Regions from separate parts of the Homo sapiens genome. Here region 1 is linked to region 2. A link is an interaction called in ENCODE POLR2A ChIA-PET data of the cell type or tissue named here. Cell type or tissue: OCI-LY7. All regions are shown on one strand. Each heading gives the region's core, and the rest is flanking DNA. Links, peaks and the distances in the headings are about the cores only. Region 1 overlaps EBF4 (EBF family member 4). Region 2 holds the start of CPXM1 (carboxypeptidase X, M14 family member 1).

Region 1 (16,127 bases), core at 9,160-11,659, 80 kb after region 2:
AATTGGATATGTGTTTCCAAGCCCAAAGCTGGCACTGCAGCCTGAGATGGGGAAATAAGGGGACAGGGATCTCCGCTAATTTTTATCCTAAAAGATTTGTCTTGGGCTCCCATGAGCCTCCGAAGAAACTGAAGCAGTTTCTGGCTCTCCAGCGTGTTCACTGTCTGCTTCTCTCTACCCTCAGCTCAGGGACAGAGGAGGACACAGAGGGCTGGGCCATTCATCCCCTCATTCATTCCATACACCCACTTAAAAAGATTTATTAAATACCTTCTATGTGTTAGGCACTGCGGCATTGTATAAAATCTTAAGGAAATTACAACCCAACAGGAAAGAGAAACTCAGGAAGACAGAGTGGTGGGCACGGCAGGAGGATGTGCCAAGTGTAATCTGCAGTGGCCACTTATTTTGCCTAGGGGAGGCGGAATGCTTCCTAGAGCTCCAATTTGGTCTTGGGTGATGGGTCTTGGAGGATCTCACCGAGAAGTAGGAGGCAGGGCCCTCCATGCAAAGGGACTAACAGCTCCACCACGGGGCAGACGGCTCACTCGATCAGTGGTGCCTGACAAGACTGAGGAGGGCAGCGTGGCTTGGGGCCTGGGGTTGGGACCAAATCATGCGGGACTTGGATCCTCTGGGTGATGGGAAGGCTACAGGGGATGTCTCCCTTCAGGCAGAAACAGGCACCAAAGGGCCTACGCTAGAGAAGGGAAGGGAAATGAGGAGCTTACTGTAATAGTTCAGGCCCATGTGGGGTTGGCCCAGGCTGCTTCCTGGTCTTAGCCTGCGGTAGAAGCCAAGATAGACTGTCCCCAGGGCCACAGCCACCTGCCAGGCCTGGACCTGGCCTCCCCACCATGATCCCCACCCGGGTAGAGGTGGCTGCAGTGCAGATGGGCTGGAGGACTATAAATAGCCAGGGCGCATACATTAGCATGCCAATGCACCCGCACCCCATCCTCTATGCTAATGGCCCACCATGCGCCTGAACACCTTCTGTTCCCCTGCATGCATTTGCATGCACAATTAGCATAATCTTGTATAATTAATGAACAGCGTCAATTTTAGCTCCTAAGTAATTTGATTAACATGTTGATAGGGCACTTACTAGGCTCTCCAAACCTCAGGGCTGGGCATGGGGCCTGAGGAGAAGGGGAGGGGGTGTGGAGAGACTGCTAAGGGGCCCCCAGCTGCCCACCAAGAGTGGCAGTGGCTCCACTTTCCCCAAACCAGGCCTGAGGGGAGAGGAGGAAGGGTGGAGTGGCCACTAATGGGAGGCCTCTGGGCATGCCACATGCAGCGGCAGGAAGGGGCTGGTGCATGGTCACCATGGTGTGCCTGTGTGGACACAGATGTACACATGCACCCACACAAGTCCTCTCAAGCCTGGGGAGTCTTCTGTCAATGCAGGCTATCAGAGTCCACGAACAGAAGAGAAGGAGAGATAGAGAAAAAGGAGGGAGGAGGGGGGATGGGGCATGGACGGCAGCAGAAGCCACAGAGCTGGAAGGGGTGCTTGCAAGTCAGAAAGAGATTTAAAGGAGAAGGTGGGAGTCTGAAGGAAAGAAGTTGTGGGTTCCTCTGGCCTTGGGCAGAGGTGGTGGTGTAGATGAGACCCAGGCTCTAAGACCAGAGACCTTGGCACCTCTTATCTATGAATCAGGTGAGAGGTGGGTAGCGGGTATTAGCAAGGCCTGGCATCTTCTACAATTCACCAAGCACCCAGGGCAGAGAGAACAGACAGAAGATTAAGTGAGAATGTCCCCCTTCCTATTCAGAGAAAGACCCATCCCCAGCCTGGGATGTCTACCCCTGACTGTGGGCTCTGGTTCTGGAGGCAGGACGTTCCTCCTTGGTTCCCACTGAACTTTTTTTTTTTTTTTTGAAATGGAGTCTCGCTCTGTTGCCCAGGCTGGAGTGCAATGGCGCGATCTCGGCTCACTGCAACCTCTGCCTCCTGGGTTCAAGTGATTCTCCTGCCTCAGCCTCCTGAGTAGCTGGGACTACAGGTGCCATTTTTTTTTTTTTTTTCACATTTTTAGTAGAGACGGGGTTTCACCATGTTGGCCAGGCTGGTCTCAAAGTCCCGACCTTAAGTGATCCGCCCACCTCGGCCTCCCAAAGTGCTGGGATTACAGGTGTGAGCCACTGCGCCCGGCCTGAACTTTCTTGCTGCCGTCCAGGCTCAGCTGCACTTACTCTAAGATGATCGGTAAGGGTGGGGTGGCAGGAGGGTAAGAAATGACTCTGAGGCAGTCACTGTGCTGGGCACTGCATGAATACATCCTACTAACTCCACAGCATCCTCTCCTTCCCAGAATCACAGGAGGCTCATTGGTCAGCTCTATTTTACACATTAGGGAACTGAAGCTCTGGGAGGTGAGAACTTGCTCCCAGTTACATAGCCAGACATCCCAGGTTGGCTTGAGTCCCCAGCCCTCAATAACTCTCCACTTTGTGGAGAAAGCTTATTATTCAAGTTGCAGGCGGTTCACTCACTAGCCGCCTCCACTCCACCTATTATGGTTCCCAGGCTGCCTCATGCCTGCGGTCCCCCTCTTCCCCCAATCTTCTTTTCTTTTCTTTTTTTTTTTTTTTGAGACGGAGTTTCGCTCCTGTTACCCAAGCTGGAGTGCAGTGGCGCGATCTCGGCTCACTGCAAGCTCCGCCTCCCGGGTTCACGCCATTCTCCTGCCTCAGCCTCCCGAGTAGCTGGGACTACAGGCGCCCGCCACCACGCCCGGCTAATTTTTTGGTATTTTTAGTAGAGACGGGGTTTCACCGTGTTAGCCAGGATGGTCTCCATCTCCTGACCTTGTGATCTGCCCACCTTGGCCTCCCAAAGTGCTGGGATTACAAGCGTGAGCCACCGCGCCCGGTCCTCTTCCCCCAATTTTCTATGGAGGCACTGTCCAAATCTCTGCTCCTGTCTCAGCATGGAGGCCAGTCTGGCCCTAAGCTTGGCTTCGGCTGCCCAGAGGTCTCCTCATAAGTCCTTCCTCTTCATTAGGGGTCCTTTGTCCTTATGACTGGCATCTCAGCCTATATGACCTTCGGAGCACATGAGCGAATCTCTCTTGAACCCCCTCTGCTTCTCCCTCTCTCAAATGCTCTCAGCTCTGAAAAGAGTGGTGGGGGTTGGGGGGAATGGGGAAGGAAGTGCAGTGCATTCAGGTGGCAAGAGGGAAACCTTAGTCTCACCTCAGCACTGACCCAGCAGGGAGGTTCTGGAACCTCAAGGGGGATTGCCAGAATGGATCTGGACAGAAGTCTGTGCTTGCAGCATGAGTGTGGGAGATCCTGCTGGAAAGCGTGGAAGGAGATGGATGACATTGGGCTAGTTTTGTGGCTGTAGAGGAAAACAGGGAATGTTGCATTGACCAGTGGATTAGGAAGGGGGCTGATTCTTTTGCAGTTCCCACAGCCCCTTTCATCTAATTGCACTTATAATGTGCCTGATCTAGGGTCTAAATTTGCCCCCAATAGAGTAGACCAGAGCTTACCTTTGCCAGGTGGCTCGGACCTAAACTATTCCAATAGTGTCACTGAACAACACCCACCAGGCAGCAGGCACAATTAAATGCCAGGGAGTATCCATAGCCCCCAGCTTCTATCTATCCCTAGGAGCCAGAGAAGAGCTATGAGCCTCCCATGGGAGGGTATGTTTCCCTACCCCTGCCACAGGGTCATCCTGGCCAATCAAGCAAATATTTAAAGTCTTAGAGCTGTGATGTCAGATACAGTAACCATGTGTTATTTCTTAAATTTGATTTAAATTAAACACAATTAAATATTCAATTCCTCAGTCACGGTAGCTACAGTTCAAGTGCCCAATAAATATGTGTGGCTATTGGCTACCATATTGGTTGGTACAGAATATTTTCATCATTGCAGAAAGTACTATTGGATAGTGTGGTCTTCAAGCCTTACATTGTTTTCTATTTCTTCTTATTATTATGTAATTATAGATAATCTCTACTGACCTTTCTTCAAGTACACGAATTTTTTTCAAAATTATAAATTGTTGTTTACATAATTATATTTGTCTCCTCAACTGCTCTGTAAGCTCTCAGAGGGCAGGGATCATTGTTTAAGCCTCTCTTCTCCCAAGCATCCATCATAGTCCCAGCCCCACAACAGGTGCTGATTGATTCATGATAGAATTCAAGAGTCAAAAATTACTGTGACTGGATGAATGCTGGACTAAAGCCCCCAAGGCACTTTTAACTTGTGCCCAGGTAAGAAATAACAATTACAGGGACAGGACTTTGGGAATTGCTAAGTAAAGACCTCTGAAAATCCATTCTTCCATAAAGAAACAAGAACACTGGCAAACATGGTCAAAATCAACTTTCTCAGAACTCTAAAAATTAACAACATGTGTGCAACAACTCAAGGAACATTGAGGCAAGAAAAATGGCTGAGTTGTAATAAGAACAGAAAGCTTTGTGGTGTTTTAATTTGCCCTATTCCCATCCCCTACTCCCCAGCCCTGTTGAAGACCAGCTACCTTGCAACCACTATTGTAGTTGTGAAAACTAGCAAGCTAGCAACCATAGGAAGGGGTAGAGTGGGTTTGGAGCCTCTCAACAAGCTGTATTCCCAGTCAGTTTTCACTCTTTAACCTTTCTAGCAACTCCCTGACAGCTTTATTTGCAGAACTTGTTATTTGACCCGATTCAGAACTTACTTAGTGGGAAAGACCCTATCTTCAGGGTGTTTGTTGAAAACAGCCAGCGGCAATTGCTTAACATTGCAGCTACATGAGGCAGCAATACAAGTTGGGGGCAAATAAAAGTTTGGCCATAATATTTTAAAGGAAAAAGTGGGGAATAAGATGTTCACAGGGGCTCTGAAAAGCTCTGACATATTCCTGGAGATCTAGAAAGCTATGCATATGTGCAGGGAGAGGCACATGCCCAAAAAAGGCATGGAAAGCCCCTGGTCTCTCACCTCTGGTTTATCCCAAGGCCCTGAGCAAGCAGGAAGTGAAGGTCAAGGCAGAGTTGTAAATCGCTGGAGCACTGAAGGCATGTCTTAACACACATACAGAACCTTTTGGCAATGGGTTGAACACTTATTGGCATTCAAGGCATTTAAAGAAATGCCTGTCCAATCATGGCCTGATAACTAAGCCAAGAGCAGAAACTTCAGTGATTATACATGACAGGAAATATAGACTTTATATAATTAGTCCAAGAAAATCACTAAACAAACAAACAGCAATAGCAATAAGAACAAAATTGGGAGGGAGGATCTGATTGCCAGAGTGCAACATTATATGATTAAAATGTCCAGTTTTCAACAAACAATTATGAGACATGCAAGGTACAGGAAAGTAAGACCCATACATTGTAATAAAGCAGCCAACAGGAACTATCCCTGAGGAAGCCCAGAGGTTAGAATTTTTAGACAAATACTTTATTAATTAATTTATTTTTGGAACAGGGTCTTGCTCTGTTGCCCAGGCTGAAGTGCAGTGGTGTGATCATGGCTCACTGAAGCCTTGACCTCCCAGGTTCAAGTGATCCTCCCACCTTAGTTCCCAAGTAGCTGGGACTACAGGTATGAGCCACCATGCCCAGCTAATTTTTGTAGGTTTTTGTAGAGACAGGGTTTCACCATGTTGCCCAGGCTGGTCTCAAACTCCTAGGCTCAAGCAATCTGCCCTTCTCTGCCTACCAAAATGCTGGGATTATAGGAGTGAGCCACTGCAGCTGGCATAGATAAAGACTTTAAATGAGCAATTATAAATATGTTCATAGAACTAAAGGAAACTATGTCTAAAAAATTCAAGAAAAGTATGAGAATGAAGTCACACCAAAAAAATCAATAAAGGATTTCAAATTATATTTTTAAAAACCCATGAAATTCTGAAGTAGAAAAGAACAATAAGTAAAATTTAAAAATACCTGGAACAAGCTTCTCTAACCTGCGACCCACGGGGCACATGCAGCCCAGGTTGGCTTTGAATTAGCCTGCAAATTTGTAAACTTTCTTATTATGAGATGTTTTTGCTTTTTTTTTTTTTTTCTCATCAGCTATCGCTAGTATTAATGTATTTTATGTGTGGCTCAAGACAAGTCTTCTTCCAATATGGCCCACGGAAGCCAAAAGATTGGACACCCCTGACCTAGAGGAACTCAACAACATATCTCATTTGGTGGGACGAAAAAAAATCAGTATACTTGAATATAGGCCAATTGAGATTATCTAGCTCAGAAGCAGAAAGAAAAAAGAATGAAGAAAAATGAACAGAGCTTAAGAGACCTGTGGGAGCCATCAAGCATACCAGTATATGTATAATGGGAATCTGAGAAGGAGAGTAGAGATGGAACAGGACAGAAAAATATTCAAGAAAATGCCCCTAAATTTCCTAAATGTGCTCAGTAATGAAAAACATTATTGAGCACATCTTAAGAAGCTCAGTAAACTCCAAGTAGTATGAACACAAAGTGTATGATCTATACAAAGACACATCATACTCAAACTTTTGAAAGCCAAAGAAAAAGAAAGGATCTGAGAAGCAATGAGAGAGAGAGAGAAGTAACTCGTCATATATAAGGAATCCTTAATAAGATCACCACATAACTTCTGAAACCATGAAGGACAGAAGGCAGTGAGATGATATATTGTGTTAAAAGAAAACAACTATCGACCAAAAAATTGCATGTCCAGCAAAACTATCAACTTCTAAAATGATCAACTTCAAAAATGAAGGAGAAATTGAGACATTTTCAGATAAACAAAAACTGAGAGGATTCATCACTAACAGGTTTGTCCTACAAGAAATACTAAAGGGAGTCCTTCAGTCTGAAATGAAACAAGACAAGACAGTAATATGAATTAACATGAACAGATAAAGAGCACTGGTAAAAGTCACTACATAGGTAAACATAAAAGACAGCATAAATGTATTTTTGTTTGTAATGATTTTGTTTTCCTATCTAATTTAAAAGACAACTGCACATTTGTGGGGATAGGGGATATATGGGAACTCTTTATAATTCCGTCTCAAAAAAAAATAAGAAAAAGAAAAAATAAAAGAAAAAGAAAACACAAAGCACAATGGCAGACATAAATCCTGTTCTATCAGCAATTACATTAAATATAAATGGATGAAATGCTTCATTAAAAGGAAGAGATTGGCAGAATGGATTAAAAAAGAAAACTACAACACAATCCAACTATATGCTGTCTATGTGAGACATACTTTAAATTCAAATGTACAAAAGGCTTTGAAAATAAAGGGATGGAAAAAGAGATAACATGTGAACCCTAACTGAAAGATAGCTGGAGTGGCTATACTAATTTATGAATAGACACTAAGATAAAAATTATGAGAGACAAAGAAGGACATGTTATAATGATAAAAGTGTCTATCATCAGAAAGAAATAACAATTATAAGCATGTGTATCTAATAACAGTCCGGGTGTGGTGGCTCATGCCCATAACCCCCGCATGTTGGGAGGCTGAGGCAGGCAGATTGCTTGAATCCAGGAGCTCAAGACCAGCCCAGGCAACATGGTGAAACCCCGTCTCAACTAAAAATACAAAAAATTAACTGGGTGTGGTGGCATGCACCTGTAGTCCCAGCTACTCAGGGGGCTGAGGTGGCAGAATCAGCTGAGCTTGGGAGGTTGAGGCTGTAGTGAGCCCTAAGGCTGTAGTGAGTTGAGACTGCATCACTGCACTCTAGCCTGGTCAACTGGAGTGAGACCCTGTCTCAAAAGAAAAAAAAAAAAAGCACATGTATCTAATAACAGCTCCAAAATGCATGAAGCAAAAACTAACAGAATTGAAGGAACAAACAATAATAACTGGCAACTTCAATACCCTACTAGCAAGAATGCATAGAACTATTAAGTTTGACTGGGGCCCAACCTAGCATGCAACTGATAAAGAAACTCACATTCTGTGTGTTGAAGCTCTGCACACACAATGTGAAGTGGCAAGTGAAAGGTGAGGTACTCCTGGCTTTAGCTCTATTCCTAAGAATTCACGTTCACATCCCAGAAGCACAAGGCCCATCAAGTCACAGGCAGATGGAGGCCTGGATTCTGTGCCAGTTCCCTGTTCTAAAAGGAATACCATAGATTACAGGGGTTTGCTTAAGAGAGAGAGGCATCTGGTACCCACGGACAGAGAAAAACTTGGTTTGTTCGTAGGAAGAAGGACAGTAGAAGTGGCCAGACAGATGTCCGCAGCAGAGAATGCTGGCTGTCCCCGTTATCTAGCTTCCTTCCTTTCTTTTCATGATAGAACCCTCTGAGTCTTACCTAGGTTGAGGGATGCCCATTTAGACGCTATCTTTCCCAGCCTCCCTTGCAGCAGGGTGTGGCTAATGGCATGAGCAGAGGTAAGGTGGGACCTTTAGGTTATGTCTTTATAAGTAAGCTGCATGCCCTATTTCTTCTATCCCCTTTTGGTATCTCTGAGCCTGTTTGGGCTATACAGATGAGGGTGTCACCTTAGGGGAGAGCTGAGGAAAAGACTGCTTGGTCCTGGATGACTTTATGGAGAAGAGCCACCCTGGACTGATGCCCTGGACTGTTTTGAGAGAACTAAACAAATATTTAAGCCACCACATTTGGGGATTCTTTGTCACAGCACATTATGCTAACTTACAGTGTCATCAAACAGCAAAGCTGGGCTGGGCACAGTGGCTCATGCCTGTAATCCCAGCGCTTTGGGAGGCTGAGGCGGGCGGATCACGAGGTCACGAGATTGAGACCAGCCTGACCAACATGGTGAAACCCCGTCTCTACTAAAAATACACAAATTAGCTAAGCATGGTGGCACATACCTGTAATCCCAGCTACTCGGGAGGCTGAGGCAGGAGAATTGCTTGAACCCTGGAGGTGGAGGTTGCAGTGAGCCGAGATTGCGCCACTGCACTCCAGCCTGGTGATGGAGCGAGACTCCATCTAAAACAAACAAACAAACAAAAAACCCAGCAAGGCTGGTAGGAGGGAAATGAGATGGGCTTTATGATTGGAGCACTGACTGATAGGATGGTATATAAGAAGTCTGGTGGAGAAGAAAGCGAATGCTTTCTACCAGCAGAGCTGCTGCACAGCCGACAGGGCCCTGCGCGTCCTGTTTTTGCAGAGGGTGGACAGGCCAGCTTCGCATGCCTAAAGGGAACAGTGCTTCATGTATGTGTGCTCATGAGTCTCTCCAGCAGTTAAGGGGACAGCAGAGTCCACAGAGCTTGTTTTGAGTGATATGGTGGCTTAAGGATTACTTGTATAGGGGACGTCATTGTTGCCTCACCCCAACCCCCTTTACTGGGGGTAGTGAGTTGAATGGTGGCCCCCCCAAAAGTTATGTCTACATCCCAGAACCTGTGAAACTGACTTTATTTGGAAAAAGGGTCTTTGCAGGATCTGGAGATGAAATCAATTTGGATTATCTGAGTGGGCCCTAAATTTAGTGATGAAGTCCTTATAACAATAGGATAGAGGGAGATTAGACAGAAGAGGAAGAGGCACTGTGAAGATGAAGGCAGGGATTGGAGTGATGCCGCCACAGGGACTGCCAACAGAATCCAGAAGCTAAGAGAGGCAAGGGAAGATTCACCCCTAGGGCCTTTGGAGGGAGCACGGACCTGCCAACACCTTGCTTTTAGACTTGGCCTCCAGAATGGGGAGATAATTAACATCTGTTTTAAACCACCAAGCTTGCAGTAATTTGTTAGGACAGCCTTAGGAAACTAATACACTAAGCAAGTGCATTCATCCCCCAGCTGCAAAGTGCCCTCAGCCACAGGGCACCTGGAAATGCCAGGGGTGGTTATTCCCTCACCATAGGGCTGGCCGGCAGCCTCTGACTGACTTGCTCTCAAAGAGCTGCCAAAGACTGTGTCCTTGCCACAGAGTGGGATCCACATTCCAGAGCTTCCAGTGGCTCTGAGGCTGGAGGTTGGACTCCAGTTCAATGCACATCCTTACTCAGCTCTGCTGCCTGCCTCCTCCTGCTTCCTTCACTCCCTGTGAGGGAGGAAATTGAATCCCCACCTCAGGTTCTGCTTCTAGAGGGTAACAATCTCTATAGATAGTAACAACCTCTACTTACTACTCTTTGTGTAATAGGATGTGAAAACGGACTCTTTTTGTCTTGGTTTCAGCTGAGGTCTCAAAGTTAAGAACGACAATGTAGCTGCTGGACCACCTATGCTACCCGGTCATAGACTGTCCTTGAGCTCATCATCTCTCTCTAGGGTGAAAAATAGGAACTGTGGTAGGTGGAGCTCTCAAGATGCTGTAGCTCCCCCCATCTCAATGGGGAGGAAGTGTGGGGTGTGTCTGTCTCACTTCGGCCTAGTAGGGGAGCTTCAAAAGGACTGCTTGCAGAAGTTGACAAGCATCCACTAGAATTCAAAGAGCAGAGAGATCCATACTAAATTCATACTTGTGAAGTTTATCAGCAAGAGGCTGGGGAAAGGCAAGCTCATCCTGAGTAGCTAAGCGGGGCCAGACATTGGTGGGGGTGGCTTTAAGAACCGGATGCTGTTTCAGAGCTGATTAGGGCAAGGACCATGCCTGTTTTTCATCAGCCAGATTTGGGTTCTTTGAGCGTGGCTGGCTGTGAACTGTTGCGAAAATGCGCTCAATAGGAGTCGGCGAAGGCTTTCAGTCAGGAGTTCTTAACCTTTTTTTTTTGGTGCCATGGACCCATTGAACCCATTCTCAGCATATTGTTTTCATATGTACAAAATAAATTCATAGAATTATAAAATAAACCAATTATATTGAAAGTTATCAAAAAACATTTTAAAATGGTTATATAGTTATATTCACACTTTATTAATTTATTAAGTAATAAGATCTAGTAGCTGTTCTAACAACTACAGTAATCTTGAAGTGGCAGTGAGTATAATGGGATTTCAAAATATCTGCAACAGCTCTACTATGATATGGAAATTAACCATTCTAGTGATAAAATTACACAGAGTATTAATACTATGGTGATCTGTTGCCCATTCCCACCATTGAAGGAATGCTAAAGATTAGCTAAAGGTTTCCAGGACTGGAAACTGTGTAAAAAAAAAATGGAATTTTCCCATCTAAGTTCCCAGAACTCTACCTATGGACCCACAGGTATTCTTGTAGACCTCAGGTTAGGAATCCTGCTGTGGATAAAGAATCAGGTCTAGAAGCTGAGGGGATCACAAAAGGCCATCAGAGGGTCCTGGATGGGGGATTTGAGAGATCTACAAAAGCTCAGAAAGAAAGCCAGGGTTATTCACCATTTCCAGAGGCACAAATGACAGATTGCCACTGTGTCACCTAGGAACACCTTGTCCCTTCAACCCCCCGCCCCCGAACCTCTTTTCCCTTCAGCCACCTCAACCATGGAGGTGACTCTAGACTACAGGTAATAAGTAGGGGTGAAGGTGAATGAAGAAAGGGAGAAGACCCTTTTACCAAACCCATCCTCACCACTAAACCCAAGGCAGGACCAAGCCAGGATGACGAGATGCTTTAGAATCAGACAATCTCTGGAGTTTGTTACACTCCTCTGGACATTTTCTTACCTAAGTGATCAGAGGATTTTTATTTCATGAGAGTGGTGGAAAAAAGATGAAGGAATAGTCCATTATTTCATCCAGGGATGGAGAGAAATGATCTCACCGAGCAGGTTTATAGGGCAGTTGTTAGAAATGGTAAAGCTGCTTTTGTTTGCACCCTTCTTAGTGCAACTTATACAATAAATGAATTACATTTTCAAAGCACTTTAAAGACTTGGTATCATAAATATTCCATTTCCTCCAGGTTAATCTGAGTTAAACATGATTTCAATAAAAGTGACACAATTAATAGGGTGAAAAGGCAACCTGTAGAATGGGATAAAATATTTGCAAGTCATATATCTGAGGAGGGGTTACTATCTAGAATATAGAAGGAACTCCTAACACTCAACACTCAGAAAACCCCCAAATAATCCAATTTAAAAATAGGCAACGGATCTCAATGAACATTTCTCCAAAGAGCATGTACAAATGGTCAAGAAGCATATGAAAAGATGTTCAACATCATTAGAGAAATGCAAATCAAAATTATAATCAAATATTACCTCACACCCATTAGGATGACTACTATAAAAAAGATGATAAGTGTTGGCAAGGATGTGGGGAAACTGGAAACTTTGTTGGTGGGATTTTTAAATGGTGCGACCTTTTAAATAGAAAACAGTATGGTGGTTCTTCAAAAAATTAGAAATAGAACTACCATTGATTCAGCAATTCCACTTCTAGGTATACAGCTGACCCTTGAAAAACACAGGTTTGAACTGTCTGGGTACACTTATATGTGGATTTATTTTAACCAAATGCAGATTAAAAAATACAGTATTCAAAGGATGCAAAACCTGCTTATCAGAGGGATGACTTTTCATATATGCATTTCTGCAGGGACAACTGTGGCACTTGAGTATTCACAGCTTTTGGTACATGTGTGGGCAGGATGGGGAACCTGGCCAATCCCTGCATATACTGAGGGATGACTGTATATCCAAAAAAATGGAAAGGAGTAAGATCTCAGAGAGATATCTGCACACCCATGTTCATAGCCAAGAGATAGAAGCAACTGAAGGGTTCATTGATGGATAAATGTAGTATATACATACAATGCGATGTATGTATATAATAAAATATATATACATGTTATAAACATATAATATATAATAAAAGGTGGTATATACATATAATGGAATATTATTAAGCCTTAAAAAGGAAGGCAATCCTGTCACATGTTACATGAATGAACCTTGAGGACAGTATGCCAAGTAAAATAAGCCAGTCGCAAAAAGATAAATGCTATGTGAGTCCACTTATGTGAGGAGTCTAAAGTAGTCAAATTCATAGAAACAGAGGGTAGGATGGCAGCTACTACGGGCTGGGGGGAGAGGGAGATGGGGAGCTGCTTAATAAATATAGAGTTTCGGGTTTGCAAGATGAAAAAGTTCTGGAGATCTGTTGCACAACAATTTGAATATAACACTACCGAACCATACTCTCATGAATGTGAAGATGGAAAATTTTACGTTATGTGTTTTTTACCACAACCTAAAAAAATGACACCAAGAAGTTATGTTTTGGTGATCTAGATAATCTAATTGTAAAGTTTGTGTAACAAATAATCAAGAATATTTGGGAAAATTCTAAAATATAAGAGTAATGGGGGAAAAGGACTAGATCTACCAGTTATTAAAACACGTTTAAATCTTCAAAAATTGAAACAGCATCATATTTCTTTTTTTTTTTGAGACAGGGTCTTTCTTTCTCACCTAGGCTAGAGTGTAGTGGTACAATCATAGCTCACGGTAACCTTGAACTCCTGGGTTCGAGTGATCCTCCAACTCAGCCTCTTGAGAAGCTGAGGCTACAGGAGTACACCATCACCCCTGGCTAATTAAAAAACATTTTTGTAGAGACATGGTCTCACCATGTTGCCCTGGCTGTTCTCAAACTCCTGACTTCAAGTCAGGATTCTCCTGCCTCAGCCTCTCAGGTAGCTGGTACTACACCTCACCTCCTGCCTTGCCCTCCCAAAGTGCTGGGATTACAGGCATGAGCCACTTTGCCTGGCCACAGCATCATATTTCCCCATGAAAAACAGATGGAATAATAAAATTGAATGAAAAGTCCAGAAAAACATACAATTACATTTGGGAACTTGGAATATGATGTGATTGATATTTCCAATTGATGGAAGAAAGATGGATTATTAAATAAATGCTCTTGGGGCAACTGGAAGCCATAAGAAAAAAAAATACATGTAGAGCCTTATTTTCTACCTTTCACCAGTGTAAATTCTGAATGAATGAGTTCCTCTTCTAGGATAATAGCAGACTACATATCTTGAGGTCCCCCCGGCAATAGAACTAGATACCAGGCTTTCATAAAAACGGTAAGGGAAATTGCCAAAGATACTAAAAAACAAAAATAAGTGAGTTGAAATCTAATTGGGAGCCATAAGCTATGAGCTAACACAAATACACAAATATCAGAACTGTACTTGTGGCAAATGCCAATATAAACACCGGGATGGAGAATAGGAACCACCTGAGAGGAGGGCCCTGGATCCTCTGAGGAACCTAGAAAAGTCTGAGGTTGGTAGCACCCCTTGTTCCAGGCAGAATCAGACAAAATTCTTCTGGGGGAAAACATACCCGGTTTGGGGCCAGATTTGGTTCAACCAAATATAAACTAAAATAACCACCACCACATCAATAACAAAAAGACCAAACACAGAAACAAGCCACCATGAGTAATAGCAGAAATAATGGACAACAGATTTAAAGCCCCAAGGACTTCAGATATTGAAATTACCAAATACAGAATGTAAAATAACTACAAAACATTTAAAGAAATAAAAATCAACTTAGAAATATGAGCAAGCAAGAAGAGACCATGCAAAATAACTAGACATATTGCAAAAGATCTAAATAAAACTTTCAGAAATAAAAAATAGAATCATTGAAATAAAAAACTCATGGGATAAATTAAAAATTAGATACAGCTAAAGAAATAATTAATGACTTGAAAGATGAATGAAAAACAATTACCCAGAATGCAATATGAAGAGAAAAATAGGTGGGAAATATAAAATTGTTTAGGATACATGGAGGATGAAATAAAAAGATCTAAATTGGAGTGTTCTTTGGAGTGCCAGAAGAGAAAAGAGAGAAAGCAAATGAGATGTAACATTAGGAGAGACAAAGGCTAAGAAATTTGCAGACGTGGTAAAAGATGTATATCCATAGATATAAATAAGCCAACACATTCTAAGCAGAATTTTTAAAAATCCACACCTAGACATACCAGAGTGAAACTGAAGAACTTTAAAGACAAAAAGAAGCTCTCATATACTGCCAGAGAGAAGAGTGAGTTTATCTACAAAAGAATGACAATTATGCTGAACTTTTCTTTTTCTTTTTTGAGAAAGGATCTCACTCTGTTGCCCAGGCTGGAATGCAATGGTGCCATCATAGCTCACTGTAATCCCCAGCTCCTGGGCTCAGATGATTCTCCTGCCTCAGCCACCCAAGTAGCTGGTACTACAGGCATGCACCACAACACATGGCTAATTTTTTAATTTTTGTAGAGATGGGGTCTCACTATGTTGCACAGGCTGGTCTCAAACTCCTGGGCTCAGGTGATTCTTGTACCTCGTCATCCCAAAGTGTTGGGATTAAAGGCATGAGCCATCATGCCTGGCATGCTGGACTTTTCAACAACAAAAATGGAAATATATTCAAAGTACTAAGTAAAAAATAACTGTCAATGTGGAATTGTGTTCCCAGAACAACCATCTTTCAAGAAACGGAGTCATACAAAGACAAAAGTGAGAACACAATTTATTACCAGCCAATCTTTTCAAGGAACTTCTAAAAGATGTACTTTAGAAAGAAAGAAAATGGCCCTCCAAAAAGCTGCAAAATGCAAGAAGGAAAAGGTGAGCAGAAAATTTAGCAGAGTTAAAAAAAATTATTCATATATAATAAAAAAGCATAACAATGATATGCAGCTTTAAAAAATAGGGCAGGTGTGATAGAATGGCCTAAGATCAGTAGTGTACTGGTTAATGTTTAACAACCATTTCCAAATTTTCAGGGTGCAAAACTCTGATTTATAGTGTTGTTGATTTCCATGGTTATATGTTCCCAGCATGGTTGATTTCAAACTGCCAATGGGTGTCACTGAATATAAAACTGAGAAGAGATGCTAACAATCAGCTCTTGTGAGCCAGTATAAACCAGCTCCAACACATCATTGCTAAAAACTGTAATATTAGTCAGGAAAGGAATTATGACTTTCTTAAGAATATGTAGTAAATTTCAAGGGCAATAACTCAAAGGATAGAATTGAAGTGAATACAGTTCCAAACCATTAAAGAAGAGAAAATGAGATAAGAAACACACACACATCAAATGAAATACTTAATTTTTTAAATGACAGGAAATGAAAACAAAGAAACATAGAAGTGGAACAAATAGAAAGCACAAAGCAATATGGTAGAAAATGGTTAAAATATATTGTACATATTAAAGATATAAAATTTTTATTTGTCACCTATACACCAATAAAATTGAAAAAAATATAATCTCAATAAAGTAAATG
Region 2 (16,127 bases), core at 5,288-7,787:
CCCAAGGATGGAGGCAGAAAGCCAGGCCAAGCAGGGTCAAGGGCATGCCACAGGCTCTCAGGAGCGGGCCCAGCCCCATGAGCAGCAGCAGCAGTGCGTCCTGGAGGCTAAGTTGTCCTGAGACTGTACCCATTTGCAGGAGTAGAGCCTCCTGCTGTCCAGGACCTTCACCGGCCCCCTGACTCTGGCCCCTGGTGAGAAGTTTGCGCTGTGGCAGAGTGTGACCTGCGGGCCTGTGGAGAGAGAGGGTGGTGACTGGGCTTAGGGAAGTTGTCCACTGGCCCGCCCGCCTACAATGCCCACCTGCCAGGCTGCTGCCCACTTACCTATGGAGCAGGTCAAAGGTGAGGAAGCTGACCAGAAGCAGCAGCAGGGCTGGGCCAGTGGTGGAAAAGACTGCCTGGATTGTCAGTCCTAGTGCCCCCAGCCATAGGACACTGTCCAGGAGCTGGGCCCAGCTAGGGCCCCAGGTGGATACAGGTGGACGCACTGGACTACCTGACCCCTCCCCAGCACCCAGGCCCCTTGGAGGAACTGGGATCGGATCCTCACGTGCTTCGGGTCTGGGTAAGCAGAGCCGGGTCATGGAGAGAGGTGGAGGTGACGGGAAGACCTAGTGCTGAAAAGGATTATAAGGGTGAGAGTAGGGGAAGGGGTAGGGCCCGGGCAGACAGAAGGGTGAGCTCAGAGTGGGGAATTAGGCTCCTGCAGAGTCTCCCCCTCCCCCATACCCACCCAGCAAACCCTCCTCACCTCCTCCCACTTTGGTCAGCATTCTGGGAGTGGGCACCCGGGGCATTGTGACCTGTTACCACGTGGGGCCGTGGGGTAGGGAGGGGGCTGCTGCTGCTGCTGCTCTGACCTCATAAGCAGCTGGTGGCCTAGGTGGGGCTTAGCTGGGAAGTCAGGGATTTCTGAGAACTAAGACTCATCCTCTTGCCTTTGCTGATTCTCTGCCCTAGGGCCCTCCCTTGGGGATCTGAGTTGTCAGGAAGGCATTCTAACCCCATTACTACTTGGGCATCTGTCCAAGGGAGCGAGGTCTGCTTTCTTCTTCCTGTGAGTTTGCAGAGCTGCAGGTCCAGGGCGAAGTCATTCAATATCTCTGTCCCCAGCTGTCTTCCCTGTGGGTCCTTCTAGGGGATTTTTCAGGCCTGAAGTTCCAGATTGCAGAGATGGGCTCTGCCAGGGGACTGCCTGAGGCTTCTGGGGCTGGGCTTCCGCATAACCTGCTAAATGGGGGTGAGAGAGGAGGGGGCTGTTCAGGTATTCTAAGCACTACAGTTTATAGGGGGTGTTATGCATACTGGGGTTCCAGTAATGAGGTAGAGGACATGAACTTAAGAGGACTATGACCTAGTAACCCCCTTATTAGAGGTTAAGGTTACAGTCTGAGAATGGAGTTAAGGAAAATGAACATATAATGAAGGGCTTAGTCACTTGGATTATCAGTATATCAGATTACACTGATCATCTGTAAATGGGTGGTGGCCATAGGGGTCCAGCACATCTCAGTTTAGTGACTTGAGAGGCAAGAGCGGAAATGTGTCATAATTAAGAGAACTTAATCTTTGCCCACATATCATACTTTGAAGGAAAACTGGTAGGGGTGGCAAAATGGGAGACAGTGGCCATACAGCCCCTAGGAGAGGAGGAGACAGAACAAGAATCAGGCTGCATATCCACCTCCAGCAGGCCTTGCCCAGAGACGAGGGTCACCAGCCCTAATGACCATGCACTGATCGCCCTTGGTCTGGCTGTTCTTGCTTATCCAGCAGCTGGGTTTTACGAGTAGATTTGTCCGTAATGGGATAGGGTATAACAGAAGATCCCAGAATTTTTTTTTTTTTGGCATTAAGTTCCAATTGTGCTTGTAAAGGAACATTAAGGTTTAAGATTGGCAATTCCCTGAGCCTGATCAATCCTGGATGCATCCACACAATTGCATTCCTGGACATACAGACCTGGGGAGCATGTCCTGATGAGTCCACCAAGATGAGGCTACTCCATATTGCAGGGCATGGGGGGATCGGAGAGTCTAAAGCTCCTTAAAGATTTACTATGCACCAGGTGCTCTGTATGCATGTATAGGAGAGTTCTGTCTGTGATTTTCTCAGAGTTTATTTTGTATTCAACAATCATTTATTTAAGTGCTTCCTATGTGCCAGGCACTGCACCAGATGGTGGGTGTATTAGGCCATTCTTGCGTTGCTATGAAGAAATACCTGAGACTGGGTAATTTATAAGAAAAGAGGCTTAATTGGCTTGCAGTTTTGCAGGCTGTACAGGAAGTAGGGTACCAGCATCTGCTTTTGGGGAGACCTCAGGAAACTTCCAATCATGGCAGAAGGCAAAGGGTGAAGAGCAAGGGAGAGAGTGGTGGTTAGGGGAGTTGCCACACACTTAAACAACCAGATCTTGAGAGAACTCACTCACTATTTCAAGGACAGCACCAAGCCATGAAATATCCACCCCCATGACCCAAACACCTCCCATCAGGCCCTACCTCCAACATTGGGATTTGAGATTTCAACTTGAGATTTGGACAAATATTCAGACTATATCAATGGGTCATAATTTCTAAAAGTAGAGCCTGAGATGGGGATACTTGTACACATGGTTTATTGAGGGAGTGCTCTGAGGAGGAAAACCTTTCTTTCTATTTTTTTTTTTTTTTTTTTTTGAGACAGAGTTTCGCTCTTGTTGCCCAGGCTGGAGTGCAATGGCGCCATCTTGGCTCACTGCAACCTCCGCCTCCCGGGTTTAAGTGATTCTCCTGCTTCAGCCTCCCAAGTAACTGAGATTACAGGCACCCACCACCACACCCAGCTAATTTTTGTATTTTTAGTAGAGACAGGGTTTCACCATGTCGGCCAGGCTGGTCTCAAACTCCTGACCTCAGGTGATGTGACCGCCTCAGCCTCCCAAAGTGCTGGGATTACAGGTGTGAGCCACCCTGCCCGACCAGAAGGGAAAGATTTTTAAAAATCAAGAGACTCTTCAGAATTGAAGGACATGATTCTCTAGACCATAACTTTCCACCAATTCACAGCCCAATACATGAAACAGGGCAGCTAACATCAAGGCATATAATGAAATTCACATTAGCAGGGATAAAAAGACAATCCTAAGAGCTTCCACCAAATAAAAACATCACATACATCGGATCTGAAGCAAGAATGGTATCACACTTCTAAACACCAATACTGGTAGCTAGAAGACAATAAATGCCCTCAAAATGATGTCTAATATAGAAATGTATAGGTCTGAATGATTATTAATTGGGAGGGTAGAATAATGACATTTCAATCATACAAGGTCTCAGAAATTTGACCTTGCATATACCCTTTCTTAGAAAGCTACTGGAGGATGTGCTTCAGCAAAACAAAGAATTAAACTAAGAAAGAGAGCAATATGGCATTCAATAAATGAGATTAAGCACAGAAAAGGGACGATGAGAAAGGCCTGGGATGTCAACTATACCCCCGGGTAAAGAAAGTAACCAACCCAGCCTGAAATCAGAAGATGTGCTCTAGGAGCGATGTCTCCAGAGGAAAATGAAATCAACTGATTATTAGCTATGTTTGGCTATATTGAGTAAATGTTCAGTTACACTGGAAGCTTTGCGATTGAATTAATGAGTGATGCCTAGAAAACTAAGCAAATGATAAAAACAAAGTAATTACTAACTCCAGGTAGCACAAATTTAAACATAATATTTACATAGTCATAACAAAAGCACTGAATATTGATTCCAAATAGCAATTGAGCTTTACTGAAAATGGAAGGAGGGAGTGTATGTTTGTGTATCTGGATGTGTGTATTGAGGGGAGGGTGGTAGAAAAACTAACGCCTTAATTTCATAGCAGAAATCCACAGATAACAACTACATAAAGAAAAATCAAGAAATGCACAGTGACTCACACCTGTAATCCCAGAACTTTGGGAGGCTGAGGTGGGCAGATCACTTGAGGCCAGGAGTTCAAGACCAGCCTGGCCAACATGGTAAAACCCCATCTCTACTAAAAATACAAAAATTAACTGAGCATGGTGGCAGGCACCTGTAATCCCAGCTACTTGAGTGGCTGAGGCACGAGGATCACTTGAGCCTGGGAGGCAGAGGTTGCAGTGAGCCTCAGCTCACTGCACTCCAGCCTGGACAGCAGAGCAAGAAATTGTCTTTTAAAAAAAAGAAGAAGAAGGAGAAAAGAAAAGAAAAAAGAAAAAAAAGGAAATAGCAAGAAATCTAAGCATAGAGATAAAGACAGGAGAAATAACAAAAAGAACTAAAAGTGCTTGGCTTGGGAAAGGCATAGAGCCGACTCTTCCATTACAAGCCTAAATGTGATTTACCTTTAAAACTATATTGTAGACTGGACCTCTATGGAAAACTGTATGAAGATTTATCAGATAACTAAACAGAGATCTACATTCAATTCAGCAACCTCACTACTGGATATCTACCCAAAGGAAAATAAGTTATTATATCAAAAAGACACCTGCATACATAGTTTATTGCAGCACAGTTCACAATTGCAAAGATATGGAACCAATCTAAGTGCCCATCAACTGATGAGTGAATAGAGGGAATGTGCTATGTGTGTGCATGCACACACACACACACACACACACACACACACACACACACACCATGGAATACTACTCAGCCATAAAAAAGAGTGAAATAATGTCTTTTGGATGGAACTGGAGGTCATTATTCTAAGTGAAGTAACTAAGGAATGGAAAGCCAAATACCATATGTTCTCACTTATAAATGGAAGCTGGCGGGACACGGTGGCTCACTCCTGTAATCCCAACACTTTGGGAGGCTGAGGCGGGTGGATCACGAGGTCAGGAGATCGAGACCATCCTGACTAACACGGTGAAACCCGTCTCTACTAAAAACACAAAAAATTAGCTGGGCGTGGTGGCGGCACCTGTAGTCCCAGCTACTCGGGAGGCTGAGGCAGGAGAATGGCATGAACCCAGGAGTCGGAGCTTGCAGTGAGCCGAGTTCACGCCACTGCATTCCAGCCTGGGCAACAGAGCGAGACTCTGTCTCAAAAAAAATAAATTAAATAAAAATAAATAAATGGAAACTAAGCTGTGGGTATGCAAAGGCATACAGAATGGTATAATGGACATTGGAGACTCAGAAGGAGGAGGGTAAGCGGGGGGTGACAGATAAAAAAAACTGCATGTTGCATACAATGTACACTACTCGGGTGATGGGCGCTCTAAGATTTCAAACTTCACCACTATACAGTTCTCCCCTGTAACCAAAAACCGCTGGTACCCCTAAAGCAATTGAAATAAAAATAGAAACTATGTTGTAGCCTGGATGACATAGCGAAAACTTGTCTCTTAAAAAAAAAAAAATGTGGCCGGGTGCAGTGGCTCACACCTGTAATCCCAGCACTTTGGGAGGCCCAAGGCGGGCAGATCACAAGGTCAGGAGATTGAGACCGTCCTGGCTAACAAGGTGAAACTCCATCTCTACTAAAAATACAAAAAATTAGCCGGGTGTGGTGGCACACGCCTGTAATCCCAGCTACTTGGGAGGCTGAGGCAGGAGAATCGCTTGAACCCAGAGGCGGAGGTTGCAGTGAGCCGAGATCGCACCACAGCACTCCAGCCTGGTGACAGAGTGAGATTTAGTCTCAAAAAAAAAAAAAAAAAAAAAAAAAAAAAGGTAGAAATTAGCTGAGCGTGGTGACACGTCCCAGATACTTGGGAGGCTGAGGTGGGAGGATCGCTTGAACCCAGGAGTTCCAGACTGCAGTGAGCTGTGATTACACTATTGCACTCCAGCCTAGGCTGTGGGAAAGAGAGTTTCTGGGGTGCCAGCTGAGTTAGTCTTCCCTGTGTGAGACACCCATGGGAAGCCATGCGCGGCCTCTGAGGAGAAAAGTCTCCTTATTGCCTTCATGTCTTTACGCCCGAGAGCAGAACCCCTCAGCGGCATTCCACAGGTTGCTCAGGCATATAACACTCCCTTGAAGCAGTGGAGTATAATCAAACATCTTGGCTCCTCCTGAAACCCACTCCCACCCGTTTCAGTCCCGATAAGTTAAAGATTTGTTTTGTTTTGTTTTTGTTTGAGACGGAGTCTCGCTCTGTCGCCCAGGCTGGAGTGCGGTGGCTCGATCTCGGCTCACTGCAAGCTCCGCCTCCCGGGTTCACGCCATTCTCCCGCCTCAGCCTCCCGAGTAGCTGGGACGACAGGCGCCCGCCACCACGCCCGGCTAATTTTTTGTATTTTTAGTAGAGACGGGGTTTCACCACGTTGGCCAGAGTGGTCTCGAACTCCTGACCTCAAGCGATCCACCCACCTCAGCCTCCCAAAGTGCTGGGATTACAGGCGTGAGCCACCGCGCCCGGCCAGTTAAAGATCTTAAGTAGTTTGACACTCCTCTTTGCTCAAGGAAATTCACAGAAACCGCCACTGCTATACATCTTACAGAATGACTCTCCAGTTCTCCTTCACTGATTAATCCTTTCCCTCATCCCTTCCTCCTCCTCCCATCTGCCCTAAGAACAAAGAGCTTGTAAACCAATAAATTGGGCGGAGCCTGAGAACTCTGGGCCGTGAGCAAGCCTCCGACGCTCCGGTCCCCTGGACCCGCCTTTTAAACGCTTATTCTGTCTCTTTCTAACTCCTTTGTCTCCGCCGGACTCGGGGTAACCGCTAGGCGTTATGGGGCTGTTTTCCCCAACATAGGCAACAGAGCAGGACAGTGTCTCTAAAAAAACAAAACCAAAACTATATTTTGTACTATTCTGATAAAAATGACTTAGTTACAAACAAAGAACAAATCAACAGATAGTCATGCTGTGGAGATCAGGAATATTCCTTCCCAGGGTAAATGAAAGACCAATTCCCTAACGTCATGTGGATATACGCTTGTGGCTTAAGATAAAATTACCCGTGACAGCATCAAATACCAGGGATAAAACTCAGTCTTCAACACGCATATGTATCTCCTGGGGTTGAATCCTCTGGAGGTCTTGTTAAAAATGCAGATTCTGGTCAAGAGTTCGAGACCAGCCTGGCCAATATGGTGAAACCCTGTCTCTACTAAAAACACAAAAATTAGCTGGGTGTGGTGGTGGACGCCTGTAGTCCCAGCTACTCAGGAGACTGAGGCAGGAGAATTGCTTGAACCCGGGAGGTGGCAGTTTAGTGAGCTGAGATCGGGCCACTGCACTCCAGCCTGGGAGACAGAGTGAGACTCTGTCAAAAAAAAAAAAAAAAAAAAATGCATATTCTGATTCAATAGGTCTGGGGCAGAGGTGTTTTTTTTGTTTGTTTGTTTTTTGTTTTTTGGTTTTTTTTTTGGTTTTTTTTTTTTGACAGAGTCTAGCTCTTTCACCTAGGCTGGAGTGCATGACACCATCCCAGCTCACTGCAACCTCCGCTTCTTGGGTTCAAGCGATTCTCCTGCCTCAGCCTCCTGAATAGCTGGGATTACAGGCGTGCACCACCACACCCAGCTAAGTTTTGTATTTGTAGTAGAGATGGGGTTTCACCGTGTTGGCCAGGTAAGTTTTGTATTTGTATTTGGTCTTGAACTCCTGACCTCAGGTGATCCGCCCGCCTCGGCCTCCCAAAGTTCTGGGATTACAGGCGTGAGCCACTGCACCCGGCCTGTTCTGCATTTCTAACAAGTTCCCAGGGGATGCTACTGCTGCTGGTCTTCAACCACACTTTGTGGAGCAAGGCTCTCAAAGACCTTGATGTATGTAGGAGAGAAAGCTGGGGTAGAGAGTGATGAGGGGAGAACGGGTGCGTGGGGAGATGCTCCCCTGTGCATCCTGGTCCCATGTGAGGCTCCAACAATGCTCACCTACATCACAGGGAGAGCACCTAGCAGGAAATGAGTTCTGCTTTAGCATCCAGGCACAGGAGATTAGAGGCACAGGCAGGCAGTAGATTCTACTTCATTATTTGTGCAGCTGGACACAGAGCTTCCTTTCTTTTCCTTGATACTGTTTTATTCCATCTAAGTATGTAGGAGTAAGAGGGCTGTGTTACACTGTTTTCCCCACCTTTAATGCATCTGATCAACCTAGGAGCCCCCTAAGACCCTATATTATCTCACTTTATCATCACAGCAAACCTGGGAGAAGGATATGGTTCCTGTTTTACAGATGAGGAAACTAAGTCTCAGGGAGGTGAAACTACTGCCCAAGGATAGCCAAACAAAATACACGTCAGAAGTGGGATGTGAAACGAAGCCTGTATGTCACCAGAGTCACCTATCCTCTCCCCCTCCAACCACCTAACCACACCAGGGAGTTGGCAGGAGATTCCTAGCCCACCCCTTACATTAAAATCCCTTTTAGGCGGGTGCCACTATCCAGTCCTTCTCAATTGCACCTAGTGAGACCACGAAAGATCTTCTACCTGGCTCCTGGTAGATGAGATCTGGCTATACAGGTACTTGGGTGCAAACCTGCCCCTCTGCCCCTGGAGCTATCACCTCCAGATCCTGCTACTTGTACCTTTGCAGCCCCAGGTAGCCAGTGGCAAGGGCCAGGGGTGGCAGCAGGGCTGGGAGTGGAGAAGAGTGTGAGAAAGTGCTGCGGGGCTCAGGAGACACAGCAGGGAACCAAGGGGTCCTAAGGGTTGCAATAGAGGACAGGGGCAGGGAGTGCAGAGTGGTGGGAAGGGGGATGGGAGCTGGGTGCAGGAGACATAAGAGATGGAGCATCCCGGCCACACACGGTGGCTCACACCTGTTATCCCAGCACTTTGGGAGGCCGAGGTGGGTGGATCACGAGGTCAGGAGATCGAGACCATCCTGGCTAACACGGTGAAACCCCGTCTCTACTAAAAACACAAAAAATTAGCCAGGCGAGGTGGTGTGCACCTGTAGTCCCAGCTTCTTGGGAGGCTGAGGCAGGAGAATGGCGTGAACCCAGGAGGTGGAGCTTGCAGTCAGCTGAGATCCCGCCACTGCATTCCAGCCTGGGTGACAGAGTGAGACTCGTCTCAAAAAAAAAAAGAATAAAAGAAAAAAGAGGTGGAGCATCCTGCAGCCCTGGCCCCTAAAAGATTGGTGGGAGAGTGCCAGCTGCTCCACCCTAGTCACTTTGGGAACTGGTCTTTCAGTTCACGGCCTGCCATGTCCTCTCCTGCAAATCCTGGCACTGTTGAGGAGGTCCTTTCAGCCCTGGTTTGTCCACTCTAACCTTGAATATATTATACACACACTTTATGAGAGCTGACGAGGGACCAGGTGCTGTTCTAGGCTCTGAGGTGCAGCTGTGGACATTTGGGTACAAAGTTCTTCTGGCAGGGTACTTACCTCCTGCTGGGGGTGGGGGAACCTGAACAGCCAACACATAAGTAAAGCAAGATCATCTCGGTGTTGAGTGCCTTGAAGACAATAATTTAAACGGGTGGGAGGATAGAGTGTGTGAAGTGAAAAAGTTTGCTTTAGTCAGGGTAGTCAGGGAAAGCCTTTGGGAGCAGGTGATATTGAAAGGAAATCTGACTGAGAAGGCAAATTCCATGCACAAATTAAAAGGCCAGGAGGCTAGTTGGGCTGTTGCGTGGGAGGAGCAGCTAGAATGCCGGAGTGACTGGGGGGATGGGAGCCAGGGGATAGGGAGGCAGATGGAATGGGAAAGGCGTGGGCAGGAAGAACTTGGTCATGAAGACCTTGCAGGTGAACCCACTGGGGCCTTAAGCCTGGAGGAACTTGACAGAATTTGCCTACTGTGTGGGGAACGGCTTGGAGGGGGTGTGGGCTTCAGGAGGCTGAGATGTCCTGTTTCTTGTGCCCCCTCCTTTCTTCCCAACACCCGAGAAACCTGGATGGGTGTGGGGACCAGAGACCTGGAGGTGGCCAGATTGGGCTTTGGCGGGACGCTTAGCAGCCCTCGGGACCTGTTCAGACTGCGGCCTCCCACCTTCGGGAAGCATCGGCGCTGCCCATCTGCCCCTGCCTGGCGTCCAGGGAGTCCCGGCTGTGCAGCGCTTCCCTTGAAATGTCTCTCTGTCCTCCCATCCAGTGCCTGGGACCCGGCAGCGCCGTCGAGGCAGGGGGCTGCGAGGCGGGACCCAGTTGCACGTGGGCCCTGTGGGGTCACTCCCTTTCGGGGGTCCTCTAGCTCTTCACCCTGCGCGCGTGGGGCAGACCAGATGCCTCGAGGAGCTCCAGGACCAGTGCCTATGGGGTAGTCCCTGCCGGCGGTGGGCCCCAGTCCCAGACTGCGGCGCGCTATTTCTTTCTGGGGTTCGTGTGAGCGTGGGCTGCCAGAATGGTGCCCACAAGCTGCTTTTGGGTGATTCAAATCATTTATACAGATAGTGCCCCTGCAAAAAACATTTGCGCAGGGCCCCGCTTACGCCAGAGGATTGCGGGCCACTTCTGGGCATCGCTCCTCGTGGGGATGGGAGCATCTCCCTGGAGAGCCCTTTGCAAAGGCCAAGCGCCGGCCAAAGGCACACCGCTGGACGCGTTTCCTTCCTTCTGGAGAGATGACCAGGAATGCAGGATCCAAAGGGGGTCTTGGAGGGAGGGCGGGAAGGGCATCTCCGGATCTGGGCAGACCCAGGGCTGCCGGCTCCCCGAGGAGAATACGGGCTGGGGGCGAGGAGCCGGAGGGCAGGTCAGGCAGTGCATCAACCCTTGGCTCCTCCACCGCAGCCCCAGCCCGCAGGCTATCGCTCAGGCTTCTCTCTCCGGGTTATGTAACCCCGGGACGGGACGTGGCAGCCGGGTGAGTGAGCGAAGGAGTAGGGGAGGGAAGGGAAAGGAGAGGAGGGGCAGGGCCGGGCTTGGTGATGGTGGTGGTGGGAAGCGCCGCCGTGCCGCCTCTTCTTGGGCCCCTTGGGTTGTCTTTCTGGAGGATTCCGGGACCAGCCCTCTCCCCAGGCTCCGGGTCGCCCCCTAGCCCCCCGCCGCCTCATTTTCCCTTCACTCTTTTCCCCCTTCTGTCCCACCCGCCCTGCCAGGGGGCCTCTGGCTCTGGATAGCTTTTCCTCTCCGGTTGTAGTTTCCTTCCCAAAGTTCTCAGCTTTGCTACCTCGCCCAAGTCATTAGCCGCTCTGAGCCTCAGTTTATCAGTTTGTAAAATGAAGTTTGATTGAGCGGCCACGTGTAAAACTCCTGGCATAGTGCATGGTACAAAGTAGATGTCTGCTGCAGGCTAAGGGCCTCGAGGGGCTAAGTGAAATGTTGTGTGCCAGGCTGGGTGTCAGAGCCCCGGGAGCCGCAGCCACGAATGGTTGGCTCCCGGGTGGTAAAAGAATTTATCAACAACAGTATAGGTTTGAAAAGTTTTATTAGATGGAAAGAACTCCACAGCAGAGCGCAGCGGGATGCTTCGGCAAGAGAGGCCTGAGCTCACTTGCAGGGAACTGAAGGGTAATTTTGACCACATTAGTTTTGTAGGTCATAGTAAATGATTACATTTGTAGACATTTTGGCACCTTGATGACAGCAAAGGTTGCACAATGGGTTCCAACATGCGTGCATTCCGGAGATGTATAGAAATTCTAGGGAAAGAAGCCTGGTACCAGATGTGGCTTTAGATAATAGGAAAGTACCATTCTGAGTTCTTCAGATAAGGTGCTTTGCCTCCTGATGGTCTGCTTGATGGCCACCAGGTGATCCTTGCTCTCCTCATTTTCCCCCTGATAAATATTTTGGGCAAATCTTTGACCCTTTGTATTTCTCCATGCTCATGTCTACTTGTCTGTTAGGATCCCAAGAAAGGGAAAATGGCACAGTGAAGAGGGGTGTCCAGTCTATCTGGCTACTTCCTGCTGAAAAGGGGCATTGAAAGGATTCCTTTCTTGCTTTCTGTCATGAAGGGAATGAAGGGTCATGATAAACTTGTTCATGGAGGGAAGACCAGATTCCATCAAGAGGCCCCATGAAAATAGAAGTTGCTGTTGCAGGCTGGTATTGGGATTGCATAGTCATCTGTAGGTGGAATCATTGTAAGCTGGAAGATATAAGCATTAAAAGGCAGGAATTACCGGCATGCACCTCCATGCCCACAGATTTTTGTGTTTTTAGTAGAGACAGGTTCTCACCATGTTGGCCAGGCTGGTCTCCAACTCCTGACCTCAGGTGATCCGCCCGCCTCGCCTTGGTCTCCCAAAGTACTAGGATTACAGGTGTGAGCAACCACACCTGGCCCCTGGGGTCTCAATTTGTGTATTTATGCATGGCCTCCACCAGTCTAGCTTGGAAAAGGGCAGGGCTTTCAGATAGTTTCATACATACAAAATTATTATTTCTTTTTATTTTATTTTATTTGAGATGGAATTTCGCTCTTGTTGCCCAGGCTGGAGTGCAGTGGCGCAATCTCAGCTCACCACAACTTCCGCCTCCAAGGTTCAAACGATTCTCCTGCCTCAGCCTCTGGAGTAACTGGGATTACAGGCATGCACCACCATGCCCAGCTCATTTTGTATTTTTAGTAGAGATGGGGTTTCTCCGTGTTGGCTAGGCTGGTCTCAAACCTCAGGTGACCCGCTCGCCTCAGCCTCCCAAAGTGCTGGGATTACAGGTGTGAGCCACCGCGCCCAGCTATTATTTCTTATAATTTAGAAAAATTAACAGGTTTTATTATATATTTTTCATTCCCTCCAACAGAGAAGTTACCATATGATCCTGTCTGCCCTTACCTCTGTTTGGGCCAGAATTGGTGGCCTGGTATTGCCAATAGGTTCTATGTTGGGGACAGCTTCTGCCCAGCTCTGTTATTAGGACTGGGAGCATGAGCTTCATCTGCCCATGCTGAAGATCACACGTGTGATTTTTTGTGTGTGGGAACAGCAGGTAGTTAATACCACAAATACATCTTGCCAGGTTAAATCAAAGGCAACAGTTAAAGTCTGAAATTCTTGAATGAACTTAGAGGGATCCTGACTAAATGAACCCAACTTGGATTGAATTTGCAAAAGATCAGACATGATCAGAAAAGGGACATGAACTTGGCTTGTTCCCAAATCTTCATTAGCCACCTTAGGGAGAGGCAAAATATTTTGGGGATTTTTCTGAGGACTCTGTACTAGTAGCATATGTGACTCCCCTGAGAGTATGTGAAGGGGAGAAAGTATTTGGGTATGTGGGTGGGAGATTGACTAGGGAATGGAGCAGATGGAGAGGGTGTAGGTGAAGAGTGAGCAGGTTGAGGAGGATGTAATAGGCAAAAGGAAGGATCATCTAAGACATCAGAACCGGGAAGGGAGGACGTTCCTTGGAAGCATACATGACAATTTGTATGTAATTTTGGGTTTGGATTTGGGGATAAAGCAAAAAAGACCTGAACATATGGGACTTCTGAATCCTTTCCAAGGTTCCGGCAAAAAATCAGTTAAGTTGTAAAGTAGCATTGCAATCCCAAGTTTCATTAATTGGCCAAATTGATTGATTAGGGAGCTTGTATTGAACCCAAGCAATATTAGAAAAAAGGATATGCTTTTTAAACTCTTATTTATTTTTTATTTGTATTTTTTGAGACAGAGTCTTGCTGTGTCGCCCAGGCTGGAGTGCTGTGGCGCCATCTTGGCCCACTGCAACCTCCGCCCCCGGGGTACAAGTGATTCTCCTGCCTCAGCCTCCCTAGTAGCTGGGATTATATGTGCCCGCCACATATAATTAGCCCCCTGGCTGATTTTTTTTTTTTTTTTGTATTTTTAGTAGAGACAGGGTTTCGCCATGTTGGCCAGGCTGATCTCGAACTCCTGACCTCAGGTGATCCACTCGCCTCGGCCTCCCAAAGTGCTAGGATTACAGGTGTGAGTCACTGTGCCCGGCCAAGTTTTGCATTTTTAGTAGACTCCCGGTCTTTAACTCCGGACCTCAGGTGATCTGCCTGCCTTGGCCTCCCAAAGTGCTGGGGTTACAGGCATAAGCCATTGTGCTCAGCCTTATATGCTTATTTTTAAGAGTTTGTGGGTCAAAATGAGACCAATGGGACCATTTTTAAGGAGGCAATCCAAGGGCGAGTTGGATGGAACTGAATTAATTGAACCGAAGTTGGGTTTAGACAAGGAACTACAAGATCCCTGAGGCATCCCTGTGTAGAATTGAGATCCACCGCTTCCAGGACAAGGCTTATGGAGTGTTAAAATGAAAGTGCCCTGCCACTCTGACAGGCAATAGCTCTTTTGTCTTGGCCTTGGGGTAATACCGGGGGATGGCGCTTGGCCAGAAACTGTCAGTTGCCAACGAGAACTCAAGCTGGTTCACTGGCAGTCCGAAAACAGAAAAGAGCCCTGGCCAGTCCCTCACCCCTAAGGGCAAGGACAGCCAGGTATCCCTTCTCTAGGGCTTCAGGATCCCACAGAAGAGCTGCCTCCACCGGGACCGGCAGTTCCCCAAAGAGTAAAGAACCAGACCGTGGAAGGAAGCAGAGAGAAAAAGGAAGAGGGAAATCCCAGTGAAGTCCCCGTATGGGCCACCAAGATGCCAGGCGAGGTGTCAGAGCTCCGGAACCGGGAAGTGGTTGGCTCCCGGGTGGTAAAAGAACTTATCAACAACCGTGTAGGTCTGAAAAGGAAAGTTTTATTAGACGGAAAGGACGAGGCAGCAGAGCGCAGTAGGCGCTTCAGCAAGAGAGGACTGAGCTCCCTGCGGGGAACTGCAGGGTAATTTGGACCACATTAGTCACTTAGGTCATGGTAAATGGTTACATTTGTCGATATTTTGGTGCCTTGATGTCAGCAAAGTTTGCACAATGGGTCTTAACGTGCACTCATTCCGGAAACGTACAGAAATTCTAGTTACTTATAAATTCTTGGGACGGAAGCTTGGTACCAGATGTGGCTTTAGACAATAGGGAAGTGTCATTCTGAATTGCTCAGATAAGGGGCTTTGCCTCCTGTTGGTCGACTTGATGGCCACCAGGTGATCTCTGGTCTCTTCAGTGTGGCTTTGCAGACTATAAAGGCGCAGCGCGCCAACGAGGCGGGTTGGCCCCAGACGGCGGAGAGGAAGGGCAGAGTCGGCGGTCCTGAGACTTGGGGCGGCCCCTTGGAGGTCAGCCCCGCTCGCTCCTCCCGGCCCTCTCCTCCTCTCCGAGGTCCGAGGCGGGCAGCGGGCTGTGGGCGGGCAGGAGGCTGCGGAGGGGCGGGGGGCAGGAAGGGGCGGGGGGCTCGGCGCACTCGGCAGGAAGAGACCGACCCGCCACCCGCCGTAGCCCGCGCGCCCCTGGCACTCAATCCCCGCCATGTGGGGGCTCCTGCTCGCCCTGGCCGCCTTCGCGCCGGCCGTCGGCCCGGCTCTGGGGGCGCCCAGGAACTCGGTGCTGGGCCTCGCGCAGCCCGGGACCACCAAGGTCCCAGGCTCGACCCCGGCCCTGCATAGCAGCCCGGCACAGCCGCCGGCGGAGACAGCTAACGGTGAGTTCCCCGACCGACGGTCCGCTCCCCCGCAAGCCGACTGCCCGGCTCTCCTGCCCCGTGGGGCGATCCCTCCCTAACACGCGGGCACACGCACACCCACGCACACTCACAGTCATGCACACTCACCCCGCACGCACACTCGCACTCACGCGCACACACGCGCGCGCACTCACACACATTCACACACGCGCACACTTGCACTCACACGCGCGCGCATTCACACGCATGCACACACACGCACACTCACACGCGCGTGCGCGCACACACAGTGCACGCGCGCGCACACTCACACTCACAGTGCACACACACATATACACACTCACACTCCCTCAACTCCCTGCTGGGAGCAATGGCTGCTGACTCGGCAGCCCCAGTTCCCTGCCAGACCTAGTCAGCAGTCCCAGGACAGGCGCCAGTGGGATGCTGCCTCTTCCAAGCCCCAAACCTTCCCTTTTCACCAAAGACAAAACAGGCCAGAACTGGCAGGAGGGGAGACAGAGGGGCAGAAGCTCTCAAGGTGCAGAGCAAGACTGCGTAGGAGAGAGTTTGAAGGCGAGGGCTGGAGAGAAAGAACAAAAGGAAAGAAGGGAGAGCCCCTCGCTGAGGCTGCCGGGAGGATGGGGCAGAGCGGGAGAGGAAGGCAGCCCGACCTCCCAGCTTTCCAGATGTGGAATAGGAGAGGAGGAGCGCAAGCGGAGGGCACTCAGGGGCTTCTAGAGGAGGCAAGTGGAGGAGGGTCTTGAAGGGTGATGTC

The links. Peaks named below come from ENCODE experiments on the same cell type or tissue, not always from the same donor. Only the 100,000 strongest peaks of a DNase experiment are listed, where the experiment ranks them.
Region 1: POLR2A ChIA-PET joins it to region 2 with 5 read pairs; 3 of 35 experiments call an interaction of 5 or more read pairs at or near these places.

What each region holds. Positions count from the first base shown.
Region 1 is chr20:2,723,722-2,739,848 of GRCh38, reverse strand. The region is part of intron 6 of EBF4 (EBF family member 4); the gene reads right to left. Among named protein-coding and RNA genes, the nearest start is that of EBF4, 39 kb to the right of the region's middle. RefSeq lists an enhancer at 706-1,287. In OCI-LY7, for the core only: no CTCF peak of the experiment used is centred there; DNase peaks (open chromatin) are centred at 10,278 and 10,518.
Region 2 is chr20:2,799,644-2,815,770 of GRCh38, reverse strand. It overlaps CPXM1 (carboxypeptidase X, M14 family member 1), which reads left to right and starts at 15,144. Exons shown (of 14, transcript NM_019609.5): 1 at 15,144-15,370. The coding sequence starts at 15,199. It overlaps C20orf141 (chromosome 20 open reading frame 141), which reads right to left and starts at 784. Exons shown (of 3, transcript NM_001256538.2): 1 at 754-784; 2 at 327-619; 3 at 1-233. The coding sequence starts at 586. RefSeq lists enhancers at 14,601-15,586, 15,587-16,127. In OCI-LY7, for the core only: no CTCF peak of the experiment used is centred there; no DNase peak of the experiment used is centred there.